Linked DNA regions of Mus musculus: region 2 is linked to region 1. Evidence: chromatin loops called from intact Hi-C (ENCODE). Cell type or tissue: gastrocnemius. All regions are shown on one strand. Each heading gives the region's core, and the rest is flanking DNA. Links, peaks and the distances in the headings are about the cores only. Region 1 has its middle 70 kb from the start of Strit1. Region 2 holds the start of E130311K13Rik (RIKEN cDNA E130311K13 gene).

What was found. Hi-C counts contacts between places; a loop is a spot of excess contacts. Peaks named below come from ENCODE experiments on the same cell type or tissue, not always from the same donor. Only the 100,000 strongest peaks of a DNase experiment are listed, where the experiment ranks them.
Region 2: a loop joins it to region 1, with 4 times the contacts of the local background. A loop is called at or near these places in 15 of 42 quality-filtered maps.

The regions. Positions count from the first base shown.
Region 1 is chr3:63,549,311-63,559,141 of GRCm38, forward strand. No RefSeq gene overlaps it. Among named protein-coding and RNA genes, the nearest start is that of Strit1, 70 kb to the left of the region's middle. In gastrocnemius, for the core only: a CTCF peak has its summit at 5,651 (motif pointing right); DNase peaks (open chromatin) are centred at 5,708 and 5,878.
Region 2 is chr3:63,925,372-63,935,202 of GRCm38, forward strand. E130311K13Rik (RIKEN cDNA E130311K13 gene) reads right to left here and starts at 4,101. Exons shown (of 5, transcript NM_177856.5): 1 at 3,886-4,101; 2 at 1,893-1,952; 3 at 1-110. The coding sequence starts at 3,999. In gastrocnemius, for the core only: a CTCF peak has its summit at 4,027 (motif pointing left); a DNase peak (open chromatin) is centred at 3,989; H3K4me3 peaks cover 953 bases; H3K27ac peaks cover 1,155 bases.

The DNA of each region.
Region 1 (9,831 bases), core at 679-8,678:
ATCCACAAGATTTGTCTGTTTCCTATAACCCACTTCAAGGGTCTAGTCATTTTCCAGACTAGTTCACAGAATTCAAGAAAGTACGTCAATGCTGTTAGTAATTTATTATAAAATGATACAACTAAGAAATAACCAGATGTGTATTAGGCAAAACTTCATAGTGTAGGACTGATACATGTGACTAAACATAATAAAAAGTGGCTTCTTTAAAAATATTCTACAATGAAGACTGCTTAGTCAGATATCCCAATTTGTCTCAGTGACTAGTGTCTAGAGAAATCAGTCAAAGCCATTATTATTGTATTGATTGTACTCAACTTTGCCTATCATGAATACATAACAGCTTAACCTGTAGTTTTATTATCTCCTTAAGTATTATCAACAATGGAAGTTGCTACTGTTTATCTACTTATTTCAGTATGTAGTGAACTACAACATTCCCATTCACTTATCACAACTTATTTTTTAAATTTTTATTAGATGTTTTCCTTATTTACATTTCAAATGTTACCCCCTTTCCTGGTTTCCCCTCCAGAAACCCCCTATCCTACCCCCTCCCCCTGCTTCTGTGAGAGTGTTCACCCACTCCTGATTCCCTGTACTGGCATTCTCCTACACTGGGGCATCAAGCCTTCAGAGGGCCAAGGGCTTCTCCTCCCACTTAGAGGTAAGAATTATTATTCCCATTTTAGGAATAAAGTACCTGTTCTGAACATTTCTGTAACTCATATCCACAGAAAATTCATATTATAGTAGTCACCTCTGTTCTTCATAGAGGCATAGTGGACTAATGTTAAAATCATTAATCCTAAGTATATATGGCAATAGAGAACTATTCAAAATAGAGAGTGGGAAACATTTATTTCATAGTTGCTAATATCTGTGTCTACCAATCTCATTATTTCCATGATTTCTGCATCTGTTTCTATTGGATTACTTTTCTCCTCGTACTTAATGGATTATTTTATCACTTGCCTGCATACGTGTAGTGATTTTTTATTCCAAAAAAAGATATGTTAATGCTATAATACTTAGTACTCCAGAATATAACTTTAATTTAAAGAAAAATGGGGGGGTTGAGTTAAGAGGAAGCCATATTTAAGTAAAGTGGGCCTTGAATCCAACATGACTGTCTCTATAAGAAGACTAGACAGAAACACACAAGGAAAGCACCATGTAGGGGCAAAGAACCGAGGGTACAGCTACAACCCCAACAACTTCAAGGGTCAAAAGCCACCACCAGAAGCTAAGAAGTGGCAAGGAAGATGTATCAAAGGAAGGATAAACTGTGACTTCCAGGCTATAAGAGGATACATTCCTAGTGCAATACACCTACTTTGTGGTACATTACAACATCTCCAGGAAGCAGTCATAGTCATTTGGACTATGTTGAACATATGTTGAACAATGTGGATTTTATATTTCTATGTGGTGGGTTTCATAGGAGTACTGAAATTTGTTCTAGGATGTAGTTACTTAGACATTGTCTTCTTAAAACTTTTCTTCTATTTTCATTAGGGTGGATCAAAAGAAGCTATTTAGACTCAGACTAGCAAAATAGTTTACCAGGCAAAGCACCTGAACTCAGTCTGATCACTTAAGTTTCTTCACTAGAACCAACATGGTAGAAGAAAAGAACTAACTCTCACAAGGTTGTTTCTGAACTCAGAAAACAACCTGTGATACTGTGATACACTTTTTCTGTCTGTCTCTGTCTCTGTTCCCCTCTCTCTCTCTCTCTCTCTCTCTCTCTCTCTCTCTCTCTCTCACACACACACACACACACACACACACATATTTTTAAAAATAATTTTTATGTTTAGAAAAGAGAAGCTTTTAATCTAAATCTGAGAGGGTCCTATGGAAGTTGACACACTTCTCTGACTCTATTCAGTGTTCAGATCTCACAAGTTTCTCCCTCTCTGATTGGACTAGAGACACAGTCCACTGTGAGCTCCAGAAACAATTTAAATCTAGCCTTCTGAAGGTCTTTCCTTGGACTCCATCAAGTACCTTCCCCTGGATGTGCAGAAGTCCTCAGCAACAACTAGAAAGAACCTTGAACCTCTGTGGAGTCATTGGTCCTCTGCTTTGGCCTCTCCCCACATCTCTGCGACTCAGCAAGACATCTAGACTCTGCCCTGAAAGTCGCCTCTAGACAATAAGCTAGATCAGCTGTAGGATTCACTTTATTGATTACCCCTTCCTGGACCACACCCATCTGCTTCCTCCTATTCAAAGTCTAGAAACCTCTATCACATATATTTCATACATTCTCTTTGGCACCAGTTTGTTTTTCTGTAATGTCTCCAAGAAAACAAACTAGGAAAGTTAAAACAGGGAGCTTGCCAGATCAGACCCCACGAACCCAACCTAAATAACAACTTATGTTACTGACGAATGTGAGATGCATGCTGGTGACAGAAACCGAACTCTGCTTTATAAGTGATTTCATCAGCCAAGGAGAATAACCGGCGCCCAAAAGAGTCAACAAGTGCAAATTTTCTATTCCTGTCTTTACACAGTCTCCACATTCTCAGCACTGTAGTGGATTAGAGTGGAGCCAGGGAGACAGGAAGCCTTCAGAGGACAATTGAAAGCAGATTTCTTCTGTGGTGTGGTCTGTGGTAAGGTAATTAGAAACCAGGAAAGTCACATAAAAGTGGGCAAAAGGAGACCTTTGTACTAAACATATACTGAGTTACATACACTAAATAAGATGTCAATGTCTGATGGTTGACTTTGTTTTTAGCCATCTGTAAATTATAAACAACGTTTGTTTATTTCCTCCAAACTTGCTCTAGCCTGGTATGCACCTTTCTCTCTGTACCTCTCTCTGTACCTCTCTTTCTCTTTCTCTTTCTCTTTCTCTTTCTCTTTCTCTTTCACACATACACACACACACACACACACACACACACACACACACACACACACACATTTCAGAAGCTCTCTTACACATATCCTAAATGATCAGCCAATCATGGAGTGTCTAAGTATAAAATGAAAATGGATTCCACTCTCTTTCCCAACCCTACTCACTTGTCTGCCATAGATTCCTACCATAGCCTCCTCTGAACCTGCTTCTAAACCCAGCACCACTAGAGGCTGTGGATCACTTCAGGGGCCTCTGACTCACAAACAGACACCATTGTAGACACATCGAGACCAACAGACTCTGGCAAATGGTACCACACATTCAGTAACAGATATTTTGAAGAGCAGACACATAGGAAGAATCCTGGCAGGGGCAGATGGAGGCTTCCAGAATCAGGTGCTGGGTTTGCCCCTCAACCCTTGTCTCCATCAAAAACCGTTCCAGTGCAGAGGGGATACACTATGTAACAGCTACCATGACAAAGTACTGCTCCCTACTGTACATAAATTCAGAGAAGTTCCTCGGATCTTTTAGATTTTCTCAAAGTTCTCTTCAGGAAGACACAGTGGCATTTCAGAAACAAGATAGGTCAGCCTTAGTAGCAATATTACCAAGCATCAATCAAATGGGACTTGAGACCATTTAGGTACTGAGCTTAGGGACTGCTACTTTCCTAAGGACATGAATTACAGGCTTTGCAGGATCTCTTACCTTGCTCACACAAGGGGTATAGCCTGCACACATATCAATACTATTGCAAGTCTCATCGGGAAAGACCACCTAACGTTCATTATGCATTCAACATACTCTTTTCACTAGTAGCATAGCCCTGACACTGAGCCCTCTGTGACAGCATTGGTGTGATCAGTTATAACAACAAGCCAACAGTAACCCAAACTAGCATGGGGCTGCAGCATTCCATCAGTTCCCTGCCTGTGTGCTGCTTAGTCTCCGTCAGAACAAACCTCTGCCCCTAGATTTTAAATGTGACGCAGTGCTCATTAATCCCAGATGAAGTGCCGAGACCACATCAATAGCAACCAGAACTCTTGTTGAAAATGGCAACCAGTTAACAGATACCTCCATTGAGACAAAAGTTGCACCTCTTGCTTCTATTTTAGCAAGCACCAGGGCAGAGAAGTTTCTTGGCAGAGTTTTCTTTCCCCTTTTGTGTCCCTTTCACAGTCATATCAGTGATCAGTTCTTGGCATCATTCAACAACAACAAAAATGTGGCAGACATTGAAAATTGAAAAGAAAGAGGGAATTGGAAGTCTAGGTGTTTTGGCTGGGATGTGTCCCCAAAGCCTCTGTTTGATCTGAAGTTGTTGGCAGTATTGGAAAGTGGTTAGACTCAAATGTGGTGCCTATTGAAAGAAAGTGAAGCTGTTTCTTTAAAGGGAACCCTGTGACCTGAGCCTCTTCCTGCCAAGCTCTCAGAATCATTAGCTGCCTCCCACAGTAACCCCAAATAGGTCAGGCAACTATGCTTAGAAACCTTCCCAAGTATGAACCATAATAAACCTTTCTTCCTCAGAAGATGACTTGTCTTGCATATTTGTAGCTGACCAACACAAAGGGAATAGCATATCAAAATTTCACGACTAAGAATAACTGCACCTTGTCGCTAAGACTGTACGCGGTGTTTGCTGTTTTGGAGTCAGCTTCAGAAAAGTGCTATGCTTCTGCCTTCTGACTACGCAGGTTTATATCCGTTTCCTGTGGGTATGGATTATAGGTGAATGCACTATCAACTTGTCTTGAATGGCAGAGCTGCCATCGTGAGGTCTCTCCAAACCATACCGCACAGAAAACTCGAGGAAGGAAGGGGCCATTTTGTTTGGGGGTTTCATTCACAGTCCTCAACAACTGACCATATTATCTGCAGAGACCACTCGCTGCACCTCAGGGACACAGGGAGGAAGAGACATGACCCTGCTAGGTGTGCCTGCCTCTGCATGTTTCTCTTTTCTCCAAAACTCACACCACCAGCAATTCATTTCACTCAAAACCTTCTAGAATGATTCTCAAACACCTCAGTAATATAGCCTTAAACTCACGAATCCTACTTCATCTCACGATGGTTGCTCAGTGATTCCTTGGAGGAGGCGACTTCCTGTGCACAGAGTAACCAAACGAAGGGGTACATGAAATGCAAGAAACCCAGAAAACCAGGGCCAGCAGAAGCACGAAGCCCAGCAAACCTGACAACCTGAGTTTGACCACCAGAACCCATGTACAGGTGAAAAGAAAGGGGGAAGAAACCAACTCCACAAAATTGCCTTCTGAGCTCCCCAGAAACTCCATAGCACACACGCAAAATGCACATATGCATGCACACACACACATACTATTCACATACACCTATTCACACACATTCACACAAACAATAATAATATAATAAAAAATGTAAACCCCCTGACTTAAAAATTAATGTTTTACTTAAGGAAATCTAATTATGATGTTTTTCTGTCTGCTACTCTTCAAGGAGTCCGAAGAAACTGCTCAAAATAAAAGCCAGGCACAGCAGAGCAAGTCTTTAATCTCAGCACTTTGGAGGCGGAAACAAGATCTACGTGAGTTCACTGCCACTCTGGTCTACATAGCAAGTTCCAGAACTGAAGAAATTTATATCCAAAATAAAAATGGAGAGGGGAGGAAGGGCAGAAGAGGGGAGGGGAGAGAGGGGAAAAGGAAAAGGAACCGGGGAAAGAAAAAAAAAAAAAAAAAAGGAACGACAGAAGGAAAGACTTGCATTTCCAAGATATGCCACTAGATGGCATATCGATACCTATAAACCAAGACGTTCCTGTAAGGGTGACAAAAACATCTGAAATGAAGAAGAGAACTTGGAGATGAACTCGTTTGACGCTGAGGACACACTTTGTCTTCTTGGCCGTGGTGCTATATACTTGATTATTAGGCTGCAACACGCTGAAACAACAAATATACATGTGCCTGGGGTACTCACAAGAGAAGGGTGCTGGGCCATAGGTTTGAGCCAACAGAACTTCTTTAATAGCCAACTGGCAATTGTGTGCTCAGGATCCCAGTGTTGCCCCAAGCCTTTCTCGGGGTGAGCTTTTGAAGTGCAAAAGCCATGCATTGGGTTGATATTCTTCCATTACCAAAAGCAGTTAGCAGAACTACAGATGCCAAAAAGCAAGGTTAGTACATTTAGAGGCTTCCCCGTGACCATGGGCTTTAAAGAATTGGCCCTTTATTTTAGCTTTGGCAGGCGGTGCTGAGTTTTACATCCACAATGGATTCACTTGTGCTAACATAGCAGGACCAGCTAAAGTCTGGTGCCCTGTTACATTTCTCACAGGTCTTAGTGAATGAGTCAAATCCCGGACTCATCCTGCTCTAAAATTTTACTGATCTAATACATAATTAACCATATAGTTTAATATATAGGGTCCTACAGTTAACGCAATGAGAATGAGAATTACAGGTCCAGTCAGTGCTGAGAGCTGAGTAGTTGCCCAGGATAGAACAGAAATTGTTATCAGTGATCTTTTTCTCTTTCTGTTTTTGAGGGTTTGGTTTTTTTTTTTTTTTTCCCCAACCCTGGCAAGATTTTTCTAATTACTCTGAATCAATTAGAAACAAGAAAACCAATATGTTTTCTCAAAGCCAGATATAGTTTCCTTTAACTGGAGAGAAATAAGTCTAAGCTGCTGTCTTAGTCAGGGTTTCTATTCCTGGACTAAACACCATGACCAAGAAACAAGTTGGGGAAGAAAGGGTTTAATCAGCTTACACTTCCACGTTATTGTTCATCACCAAAGGAAGTCAGGACCAGAACTCTCACAGGCAGGAACTTGGAGGCAGGAGCTGATGCAGAGGGCATGGAGGGTGCTGCTTACTGGCTTGCTTCCCCTGGCTTGTTCAGCTTGCTTTCTTATAAAACCCAGGATTGCCAGCTGAGAGATGGTACCACCCACAATGGGTCCTCCAACCCTTGATCACTAATAGAGAAAATGCCTTACAGCTGAGTCTCATGGAGGCATTTCCTCAAGGGAGGCTCCTTTCTCTGTGATTACTCCAGCTTGTGTTAAGGTGATACACCAAACCAGCCAGTACAACCTCTCTCCAACTTTGTAGGATCTTTTCTCTAAGGGAATCTAACTGCTGCTTTAATACCCCTAGGTCCTGATTAAATTGTCTATTGAGTTTAGAAAGCATCAGGAGAGGCATATTTAGTCAAACCATTGGCACATACCCACCAGGTTGTCTCAGAGGAGTGGTAATATTTCTGTTATCCAGAAGGATTGACCCACAAGGCAGAGTAGCAGGCATCAGAATAAGGGGAAGTGCCTAGGTTAAAGATTTTAGATATTTGACAAGTTTTCACCCCTAATAGGTCTTCTCACATTAATTTGGGCTTCCCGCAGTCACAATGAGTTCTCTCAGTCAATGCAGTGATGGTCTGGTTAGTTCTGATCCCTATGTAGTACAGGGCTGGGTGTCTAAGAATTACCTGCAATCTTGACTGGTTTCTGGCTGGGAGTGATTAATGGAAGCCCCAGGTCCCCTTCTTGTGACTCAGAGTCTGATTCCCTACATTTTCACTGTTTCCCGAAGAGCAGCAATTATTGCAGTGCCCTCATACCTGGTTTCACCTTCTATCTCATGACAGTCATAGACAAGCACCTGCATCATCAGACAAGAGGGTAGCCAAATTAGTGGTGGTAGGTTTTAAAAACTGGACTTGAAGGTGGGCCAGGAGTGGGGCCTGGTCCTGACTCACACAGTTATTAGACAGTCAGCACTCTGGTGCTTCTTGGAGAGCCTCAACTGAGTCATGGGATATTGTGAGTCATGGAGTAGTGTGAGTATAAGATCTTGACCCAGAGTTTGCTTGCTTGCTTGCTTGCTTGCTTGCTTGCTTGCTTGCTTGCTTGCTTGCCTGCCTGCCTGCTTGCTTGCTTGCTTGCTTTCATTAAACTAGCAGTAACTGCCACCGCTCTTAGGTGGGCCATCCTTTGTCTGTATGGTCCAACTGTTAGGTATTTCACAGGACATCTCTGCAGTCCCAAACTTTGGGTTAAAACCCCTGGGGTTTGGGTTTTCCTAAAATACATTTTTGTTTGTTTTTCCGTTTTTGTTTTTGTTTTGCTTTGTTTGTTTCATGGACAAACAGATGAAAAGATCTGGAGACCTTTGGAAGTTTTAGGACTGGAGGACTTGAGTCCCTGTTCTTAAATCCCCAAGTGGCTTTTATTTAGTCTCAGTCCAGATTAGGGGCTCAGTGCCCCAATTTGTGCTGGTATATAGAAGCCTTGTTATTTCTATAAACTCTGGTACCCAGAAGAGCAATGTCCATTGCACTTAGAAACTCTTGAATCCATCTCTTAAGTCTTTGGAGTTGGGCTCTAAAGGATAGCAGCAATCCTACTCTGAGACGGGCTCCTTTTGCCTTTTGCCTCTCTTCATCTAGTTGCCAAGATAGGTAGCGTTCTAGCAAGTTGGCCTTTCGAAGCTGGCATTCTGTAGCCCTCAGTCTGTAACTATTACAGCACCCTTTCAGTGCCTGTTTTGCAATCTGTTTTCCCAGGAAAATTCTGAAGGAAGGGGAGAAAGTCTGCATTTAGTGTCTTTAAACCCAGGGGTAACCCAGTTCAGGTATGTTGATATATGTAACTGCACCTGTCTATTTAAAAACAAAGATGGGTTATTTTACTTCTGCCAATGGAAGGCATAAGATTGCATCTTTCAAGTCTAGACAGTATGCCCCTGTTTCTCCGGAAGAATCAGACTCATGGGAATCAGAGGTCCCGTGTGTCTTCATAGGCAAGGCCTATTCCAGGGTAAGTGACAGAGCACTAGGATGCTTCTTTTCCCAAGCCAGGCAATATGGATTATAATTTCTCCTTTTGTTCCCAGGGTCATTCGATATTGTTCAGTCTGGACAGAGGCAGCTGCACTGGTAGGCACACAGTGTTGGACTAGTCCTCAGGGACAGGTTTTTTTTCCCATACCCTCAGAAATCTTTGTTGTCAGTCTGAGAGATAATCCAACTGTATCCTTTGATTGGAGGTAGAACCTTCAGCTATGAGATATTCCTCTGACAGGGGGTTAAGACACCAAACTGTTATTGAGTATCTATAAATCTAACTGTGTCTCATTATCAGAGAAAGTTTGATAGTGGCTTTCAGCTTAGCAAAGGGTATTTTCTCAAATACTCCTCTGTTGTTAAATACCCTTTGAATTACCTCCAGCAATTGGGACCTATTTATATCTTTAAATTCTATCTATTTTTCTAATATCTGGGGCTAACTAGGTAACAAGGGAAATCTTTTTAGCATATGTCTTTAATCCTTTAAAGAGGACCTAGTTAAATTGTTTAAAATCTCCTTGGTCAGTGTTGGACAGAAGGAAAAATTCTTTCTGCCATGGCTGCATTGTCTAGCTGCTATCCCCCTGACTGAATCAGGGACAATTTTTCTACTTTTTTCAGAGAATGTGAGTTTCATGGATCCTTGGTTGAAAATGAGACATAAATCATAAAAGAGAAAGAAGTGCAACTTTCTCTTTTCCTTTGGGTCCAGCCTGAGGGAACTCTTCCCCTTCTACCTGGGCTGCTTAGAGTAGCAGAGAGCAGAGAAAATGCTCATCTGAGGGAACTATTTCCCCCTCTCTATATGCATTCTGTTTAGATGGCAGAGGGCCGTGGATGAGAGGCCCAGCCCCTCTCCACCTCCACCTCCATCCCACTACCACCCTAACCTTAAACAAGCAACAAAAGCAAGCACCCCAGCTTTTGAAGTAGGATAGGCAGAGAGTATTTGTGTGTGTGTGTTTGCTTGCTTGCTTGCTTCCTTGCTTGTTTTTCTCCCCTCTGGGTGACCTGGCAGAGCCGAAAGGATTTGGGTCTCCAACAGGAAGGTACTTAGGACAACAGGAGGTTCTCACACCAGAGAAAGTCACTGGTCAATATAAAGAAACAGA
Region 2 (9,831 bases), core at 522-8,521, 380 kb after region 1:
TGTTCAATTTCTAGACCACACTCAGTTATCCGCTGTAATCGGCCACGTAGTTTAACTTTCTTTCTTATAAATTCTACTGGAATATCTGAAGAGGTTGTAAATTTTGAGGTCTGTTGGTTGACAAAGAAGAAGATGTAATTTTCACTTATAATGGAAATAAAATGTGAAGATACCTAAGCATTTAACAAGAAGACATAGCCATTGAAAAGTTTTAACTTGGTTCTTAATTTCACATTAATGCTTTAATATATAATCAAAAGTGTTTATAGGGTCTGGAGACATGGCTCAGCAGTTAAGGGCAGTGGATGTGGGTTCAGTTTCCAGCACCAAGTTCCAGACACTCTCCTTCTGGCATCTGGCACACATAAACTCACACATGCACAAACACATACACATAAAAATAGTAAATAACTTTAAAAACCATTTAAACTACTATATAAGAGATGGAAAATGTAAATCCTCAGCGAAGCTGTGTCAAGTTAAATGACTCCTAACTGGCAAGACATGTTTTTATTTTTAAAAATCATTTAGGAGACAAAACAAACCCTGCTGACCAAGGCCAGCCCTGAGATTTTACTCCCCAACAGCTACTTGGTACCCAGGGTTAGTAGCTACTTAATGCTACAAGCGGCACACATCACGGCTAGCTCAGAACTGCATCACATTGCACTTGTTTCTTTTACCAGGAAAGCATATTTAATGCTGCAGCATATTTTCTCTGCAAGGGAGAAGAGCTTTATTTAACCGCTGGGGAAATTTCCAATCATCTCTCAACCAGAATTGAATTTTTAAAATTTTCTGTTTAGTGGTGTGTGTGTGTGTGTGTGTGTGTGTGTGTGTGTATACATGATATATTGTACATGTGGAGATCAGAGGACAACTTTGTGGAGTATGTTCTCTTCCACCTTCATGTGGGCTCTGGTCTCCATAGCTTTACCCACTGAGTCATCCCCAAGCCCCAGAACTTACTTTTAACTGCAATTCAGAAGGACCACTCTGAATTGAGTGTGTGTGTGTGTGTGTGTGTGTGTATGTATGGGGGGGGGCATACATAAAGTACTTATATGTATTTTGTTTTCAGATATTCATCAACATGAACGTCATAATGATATATATCCACACACATATATATGGAGATAGATAATATGCAACATATTACTTCATATATAATATATAATAATTATATAGTAATATATAAAATAATGTATAATAAATAATTATATAATTATAATAATTATATATAATAGGCATTATTATATATATTCTTAGGCAGAATCTCAAAAGACCATTCTAGGATAAATTGGAAAGTTGTAACCTTTCAAATTAAATGGATAATTCTATAATCTGACAGTTTAACTTAAAAACAGCCACATCAGAACTCGAATTTCTATCTACGTATAGTGGTTTATTTACAAAACACCTGAGAAACAGTTTTGCCTAAAAGCCAAGATTTTATCTGTAACAACACCTCTCTACCCAGACAAGACAAATCCTAGTTTGTTTATTTTCTGTTTTTGTTTTGAGACAAGATCTCTTTCTGGCCCATGCCTGGCTGACCTGAAACTCATCAGCAATCCAGGCTGGCTAGGAACTTGCAGCAATCTTGCCTCAGCTTTTCAAGTTCAGTGACTATATTATTTATAACAAACCAAATCCTTTATGGAAACATTTCCTTTTAAGTCTTAAAAATATTATGCGTATAGTCTGTTGAATTAAGTAAGTAAAATTCTGCACATTTTTATGACCCCCAAATAAATTCTCTGTTCTAAATCTTAACCAAGATCTTAAAGTGTGTTTGTTATTCTAAATTATAATTTAAACTCTCCCAGGATGTATCCAAGCAGCCTGGAGACCAAGTCAATTATCTGTTGCCTGTACCATTGGTCACTCACCAGCCGGACGCTCCTTATCAGCAACATTATCCCAGCTATGGCCATTCCCGTGCTGATGTTCTACAGGAAGAGAGGTAACGATTAATCCTCACCAATTACCATTTATAACAGTCAGCGTACCAACTTAAAAGGAAGGAGACTGTCCTCATGACCACTAACAGTTCAAATAACACAGATGTCTCAAATGCTGGCTGGACTCTTCCACATTCCTTCCTAGTTCTTCCTTAGCAATCTGGCACTCACAGGGACTTGAGTGAATGCTTTTTACTTTGCCTGCGATTTTTTTTTATATGTTTTTGTTGTTGTTGTTTCGTTTTGTTTTGTTTTTCGAGATAGGGTTTCTCTGTATAGAGCTGGCTGTCCTGGTACTCACTTTGTAGACCAGGCTGGCCTCGAACTCAGAAATCTGCCTGCCTCTGCCTCCCGAGTACTGGGATTAAAGGCATGGCCCACCACGCCTGGCCCGCCTGTGAATTTCTTGAATGCACCCATGGCCTAGCATTTCTAGCCTTACACCCATGGTGAATTTTGTACTTGGTAGAAAACCTTACAAATACAAAATAGCTGGTGTTTGTGTAAATGGTTGAACTTTAATATTAGTATAGTAAGTAACAATGTATGCATTTATTTGGCAAGGATTACTACTAAATGGCAGATACCAGACTGCTCTAACGTGGCGCTACAATAGCATGTCAGCAGGCCTGGCCTTGGACCTCATGCTCTCTTGCTGCAAAGCTTTTGCAAAGTTCAGCTTCCTCCAATTCTCAGCAGGATTCTTAAAAGCTGTTCCGGGCAGGGCATGGTGCTGCACACCTTTAATCCTAGCACTCGGGAGGCAGAGGCAGGCAGATTTCTGAGTTCGAGGCCAGCCTGGTCTACAAAGTGAGTCAGGACAGCCAGGGCTATACAGAGAAACTCTGTCTCAAAACAAACAAACAAAAAAGTTGTTGTTCCTTCCAAATACGTTGTCCTGGCTTTTGGCTACTCATTTTCCTAATCATCTGTCTCCCTGTTTGCCTCAGATTTTGCTTCTGCTACCTTCCCTCCCCAGAGAATCCCCTAGGCCTCATTTCTAGACCGTTTTCTGTACCTTTCTGACGTTGTTTCAAGATGTCTGTCAAGACTAGGGCTTTACCCACTCCACCAGGTTTATGCAGCTCACTCTCACTCAGCTTTACGTCCAGTTCTGATTTCCCATTGAACACTGTTGCCTCAAGCCTACAACTGTACTTTAAAGTCTAATGGGCTGTCTTCAAGATCAGTCTCCAAATTTTAATGTCCAAGGGCTCTACAGCTTTTCCCAGTAAATCATTTACTACGACTGCTCCATGACAGGAACCACCACCACCACAGGGACTTTAGCAGTCCTTTATCTGGTAGTAGACTGGCTGTCTAAGTGTCTCTTCTATGATTGAATTTCAGTGTCTTCTCTTGTTTCACTTAAAAAGAAAACACGAGAGGCAGGCGGATTTCTTTCTGAGTTCGAGACCAGACTGGTCTACAAAGTGAGTTCCAGGACAGCCAGGGCTATACAGAGAAACCCTGTCTCAAAAAACCAAAAAAACAAACAAACAAACAAAAAAAAAAAAAAACCAAAAAAAAAAAAAAAACAACCCCAAAACCCAAAACCAAAACAACTGGGGATACAGTTCAGTGGTAAGCACTACAATGCTTACCAAAGTTCGAACCCCAGCCCTGGAAAAACCCATCCTGGCTCTGCTCTGTTAAGGCCTCTCGGGCTTCTCTGCTCTTCCTGGGTATCCAGCCCGCCATACTGAATGAGGAGCTACTCTTGGGCCAGCCCTGTGGTGTCCCCAGCCCTGCGCCAGCCTCCAGGCCTGACCACCGCCGCCGCCAGGAGGGCAAATGAGGCGATGTCGCCTCCCTGGCCATTTCCCCTGTGGCCCGGCTGTCTTTCCGCCCCTGCGGGTCCTCTTCCAGGCCTGCCGCGATCACTCCGCTCAGGCTAGCCCACCCCGCCGGGCTGTGGCACCTGGACAAGGCGCAGATGGTTGTCTGCCCATTGCGACACCCGTGTCACCACGTTGGCCTCCCCTCGGTCGCGGTCCGGCGCCTGCGACCCGAGGCTCGCGGGCGGCCGCGCCATGTTCCGGCGTCCAGCAAGCCTTGCGGGCGCCCCCTGGTGGGCGGTAGGGGTCGCTGCGCTGCACGGCTCCGGGGTCCCCGCCCATTCTGGGCGTTTGCACTCTTGTCTCTGCGTGTCCTTGGTGGTACCAAGCCAGCCAGGACAGCAGAACAACACAAAAATGCCGTGAAAAGATAAGACATCTGTGTAAATATGCACAGTCTCTTATTCTTGCTACTTTTTCTATAAGCTTGTATTTTTATTATTTTGTTGTTTTTTACATTTTTGAGACAGGTTTCTCTGTGTAGCCCTGGCTATCCTGTAACTAGCTCCGCAGACCAGGCTAGTTCTAACTCAGAAATCCACTTGCCATATTTTATGGTGCTGGAGAGCACACCCAGAAACACATATGGCATCAACCTTTGTTTCTTTAGAAACAGGGTTTATGTTTCTAAAGGCTGGCCTCAGCGTCCTAATCTTTAGCTTCCCCCATACAGAGGCTTCTGCTGTGTTTCCGTGTGCCTGGCTTTCTAAATATTTTTAATGCCAAGAATAATAAAGGAAAGAGAGATGGAGATATACTTATTTGTTAAGCTGAAATGTGCATTGTGTAATAAATTTAACTTTGGCCCAAAGAGAGATCTGGCCTTTCCCATTGTGCCTGGCAATTCTAAAATATCTTACCTGATAAAATTATGTTTTACTCTGAGGCTTTTGAGCCTGTAAGAAAATCTAACAACCCACTTGTGGTGGTCCTCAGCTTGACCTCCAGAGGGGCTAACGACCGACCTGTTGGTGCATGGTAAAAACTCTGCACACAGGTGCTGGGAAGCATCACTGGCTGCATTGTTCCATGCTTTCTCACACCTGGTTGCTGAAAGGAATCAGTGTTGCTCAGGACTCCACAAGTGAACATGTTTTTAAAACCAAATACCCCACCTGAGGGTGCCCTTTGTCGCTCCCAAACTCTACAGTTAGTACTAGAAGCATTAGACGTCTTGGGACTATTGTTTAACTCTGTTTGGTTCATTATATTTAAAATGTTACAGGAGAACTTTCCTAACACTTGAGGCCCTGGGCTAGATCTCTATCTAGCATTGCAAAAATATAAAACAAAAAATGAAAATTCAAAAAAAAAACTTACCTTACAGAAATCAAATATATAACAGTGTGAATTAGTGTTTCCACACCCCATAGTTTTATGACTGACAGTAGCATATCACACTCACTTGTGAGGCCTTTGTTATTACTTGCTTATATGATGTGCACACACAGGTACCTATGTCAAAAGCACCAGAGAGGAAAAGAAGACATTACTCCTCTATCTCTATAGCTTTGTAAATGGACAATAGGAAAATAGTCCCTTAAAGATGTGAAGTATCTAGTTGTACTTTCATATCTACAGGACTAAGTCATCATGGGTATATCCCTCTTGAGTTCCAAGAACTGCTTGGAAAAGTTAGAAAACCAAGCTGACTAATCTCATCTCAAAACTACTGCAGTGAGCTCCGATCTTAGCTTTAATTTCCTGCGGAACCCCTGTAGTCTGTCTGTATCCCAGGCCTCGTCTTTTCAGCACTTTGTGCTAGCCTCACTCCTCTCCTCCCTTGGTCGATCTTTCTCAGGACCTCTCGCTGCCTTTGCAGGCTTCTCCCACCACTCACCCATACTTACCCTTTCCTTTACTTTCAATTTACTGACATCAAAACGCAGAATCTGATTTTTAAAAATACTTGTAAAATTTTAAACCACAGTCTCTGTGTGGACGTGTGCAGACACATGTGGAGGCCAGAGATTCCACCGGAGCTGCAGAAGCCACCTGATAGGGGATGTGGTTGAGGATTCTGCTGAAGCTACAGGTAGCCAACTGATATGGGTCCTAGGAACTGATTTCAGGCACTCTACAAGTGAAGCGTGTGTTTTTTAACCACTTCACTTCCCCCAGTTTTGCTCTCTTCCTTATTGGGGTGTGGAAATTGCCACACAAACTATACATACACTGATTTTAGTTAAGTAAAAGGAATTTATTGAACATGTACCATACATAATATTGGATCACAAGAAGGAAAAAACTAATTGTGGCACTAGTCTGTCCTCAGAGCAGGTTTTTTTTAATGCATTTTTATTAGATATTTTCTTTACTTACATTTTAAATGTTATCCCTTTCCCTAGTTTCCCCTCCGAAAACCCCCTATCCCTTCCCCTCCCCACCTCCTGTTCCTCACCCACCCACTTCTGCTTCCTGGTCCTGGCATTCCCTTATACTGGGACATAGAACCTTCACAAGACAAAGGGCCTCTCCTCTCAGGGCAGGCTTTTTATATGAGGAACCAGGTTCAAAACTTTAAAGGGCAAGGAGGAGAGCAGTTGGCTCACTAGGCAAAGTATTATCAGCTAACCTTTAAGCTGATTGGTCCTGAGTAAGGTAAGGGTGGTGGTGGATGAGCGGTAAACAAGGGAATTTCAGAACATTGAGCTAACAGAGCATGAGTATTATAATCATAACCTTTTGCCTTATTAGTAGCATTCTTCAGTGTCAGCCACAAAAAACCAGTAAGCTCAGTCTAGGAAGGGCTGCTGGTGGTCAGCTCTGGCTCAAGATATTATAGAGATAACAGTTCATGTTGACTTTTGATTTGATGAGTCCTACATACAGCTTTGTGGAATTTCTTAAGATGAGCAAACCTCATACAGAACATTCAGAACATACAGAACAAAACAGAGAATGTGATCTGCATGTCCTTGTGCCAAGTCACCTCCCTGTGCCAATGACTGGAAGGCATTTTACAGCAACAATATGGAGAAGCTGGCAGGCATGGCACAAGATGGCTGCAGCTATCCTAGGAGAGGATCAGACCATAACATTCTTTCCATTAACATTTTATTAAATGTTCCCACATCTTGCACGCGCTCAACTGGCCAGGAAGAACGACGCTGCAACAGGATCCTTCTGCACACGTTTATTGGGAGAGCATTGATTGCATAGGTGAAAGAAGAACAACCCCGAACAAGGAAAATGATGCTGCTTATATACCCCTCCATGTGACGTGTCAGCTTCTGATTAGCTGCTCACTCATCACCCCACTACTACGCCCCGGGATGGGCAGTGACTTGGCACGAATTTACTCTTGCACCTGCGCACATTACTTATTTACCAGTTAGGCACAGCGGAGGCTCATGATGGCGATTGCTCACGGCTCCCCACACCCACACTTTCCAAATTCAAATGAGGATGTCTCTTCTAGTGAAAATTCACCATTGATAAGCAATTTGAGTAGAAGTTCACCCTTGCAGCTAAAGATGTAGTTCAGTTGGTAGAATGCTTGTGCTGCCATTCAAAAACCCTAGGTTCAGCCCCTTGTGCATAAAACTAGTTATGTACGTGTAATCTAGCAAACTAATTTTCTCCACACGAAACCTGGTATGTGTAATCTTGGCACCTGAGAAGGGAGGGTTCACTTTCCAGTGACTATTGTAAGTGCAGAATAAGGTTATAAATCAAAGGATATAAACTGGGGATTGGTATATTGGTTTAAGAATGAGGGATGCAATCTGAAGCTTGCCTCTGTTTAGGAGCTAATTTAGATGGTGCAAAAGAGGCTGTGATAGGGGACAGGTGAGCTGGCAATAGAGCAAGCAGCAGCAGCAGCAGCAGCTTCGTACTTTCACAGGGAGACGGTAGCCGGGACTGACTCTACTAGCAATCTGTCCTTAGAAAAATCACTAAAGTTAGGTGTGTGGTGCACATCTTTAGTCCCAGCACTTGGGAGTCAGAAGAGTTTGAGGCCAGTCTGGTCTAAAAATAAAATTTCAGGATAGCCTGGGCTATACAAAGAAACCCTGTCTTGAAAACAAAAACAAAAAACAAAAGCAAGCAAGCAGACAAAACACTTACCTTCTTGAGAGCCTGTTTTTTGTGTATAGTAGGATTTACCAGATTCCTACCTTTTACAATCATGGATCCTCTTGAGTCATTTCTATGAGGATTTTTGAATGGTTATCTTGAATAAAGTACTAAATTTTAGCTGCTACAGCACTCCCGGAACCTGAAGTGATGGCCACAGTGGACAGGTCTAGTGCTCAAAGGCTTTGTTTGTTTTCTTCTATTTAACTTTTTGTAGTGCTGGGGCCAAGCTAGTAAGTGAAAGCTGCTAATCTTTTATAGATTTGTTTATTTTTATATACGATGGTGCTTTTTCTACATGTATGGATGTGCACCCAAGTGCATGCAGCGCCCAGAAGAGAGCAACACATCTCTTGGGACTGGGGTCACAGAGGGTTGTGAACCACCATATGGAAGATGTGATGGAACCCAAGTCCCCTGGAAGAGCAGTCAGTGCTCTTGACTGCCCACCCATCCCTCCAGCTCCCACTGCTAATTTTAAAGAAGTACGGATAGGATATGTTCTTTAGTTTAACTTGAGCTCACAGCTCTCCTTCAACCTGGGAGCCTCTCACTGCAGGTAGTAGGCAGAATTATGATGGGAAGGATTTGTTGAGGTATTTGGTTTAGATAATGGAGAATAATTTCAGCACTCAGGAGACACCATATGTCCTAAAGGGAAAAAAAAGGAGTTTTCATTTTTTGATTACACGTTACTGGAAATCTACATACTTGCAAAGAGGAATATAGATAAAAGGAAGAACCATCAGAGGGCTGGTATGCAGCTCTAGACTGAGAAGCAATTAGCAAAACTGCTTTGATACTGGCCATGAAGAACTAACAACTTTTACATTTTTAAAAATAAGACAAAATACTTTGTGTAGAGAAAGGCCATTGACTTGTTTGAGTTAATTTTATATCCAGCTACTTCACCGAAGCTGTTTATCAGGTTTAGGAGTTCTCTGGTGGAATTTTTAGGGCCACTTATATATACTATCATATCATCTGCAAAAAGTGATATTTTGACTTCATCTTTTCCAATTTGTATCCCCTTGATCTCCTTTTGTTGTCTAATTGCTCTGGCTAGGACTTCAAGTACTATGTTGAATAGGTAGGGAGAAAGTGGGCAGCCTTGTCTAGTCCCTGATTTTAGTGGGATTGCTTCAAGCTTCTCTCCATTTACTTTGATGTTGGCTACTGTTTTGCTGTAGATTGCTTTTATCCTGTTTAGGTATGGGCCTTGAATTCCTGATCTTTCCAAGACTTTTATCATGAATGGGTGTTGGATCTTGTCGAATGCTTTTTCCACATCTAACGAGATGATCATGTGGTTTTTGTCTGTGAGTTTGTTTATATAATGGATACGTTGATGGATTTCCATATATTAAACCATCCTTGCATCCCTGGTATAAAACCTACTTGGTAAGGATGGATGATTGCTTTAATGTGATCTTGAATTCGGTTAGCGAGAGTTTTATTGAGTATTTTTGCATTGATATTCATAAGGGAAATTAGTCTGAAGTTCTCTATCTTTGTTGGATCTTTCTGTGGTTTAGGTATCAGAGTAATTGTGGCTTCATAGAATGAGTTGGGTAGAGTTCCTTCTACTTCTATTTTGTGGAATAGTTTTTGCAGAAAAGAATAAACAGGTCAAGAAAGAAATTAGGGAAACAACACCCTTCTCAATAGTCACAAATAATATAAAATATCTTGGCATGACTCTAACTAAGGAAGTCAAAGATCTGTATGATAAAAAATTCAAGTCTCTGAAGAAAGAAATTAAAGAAGATCTCAGAAGATGGAAAGATCTCCCATGCTCATGGATTGGGAGGATCAACATTGTAAAAATGGTTATCTTGCCAAAAGCAATCTACAGATTCAATGCAATCCCCATCAAAATTCCAACTCAATTCTTCAATGAATTAGAAAGAGCAATCTGCAAATTCATCTGGAATAACAAAAAACCTAGG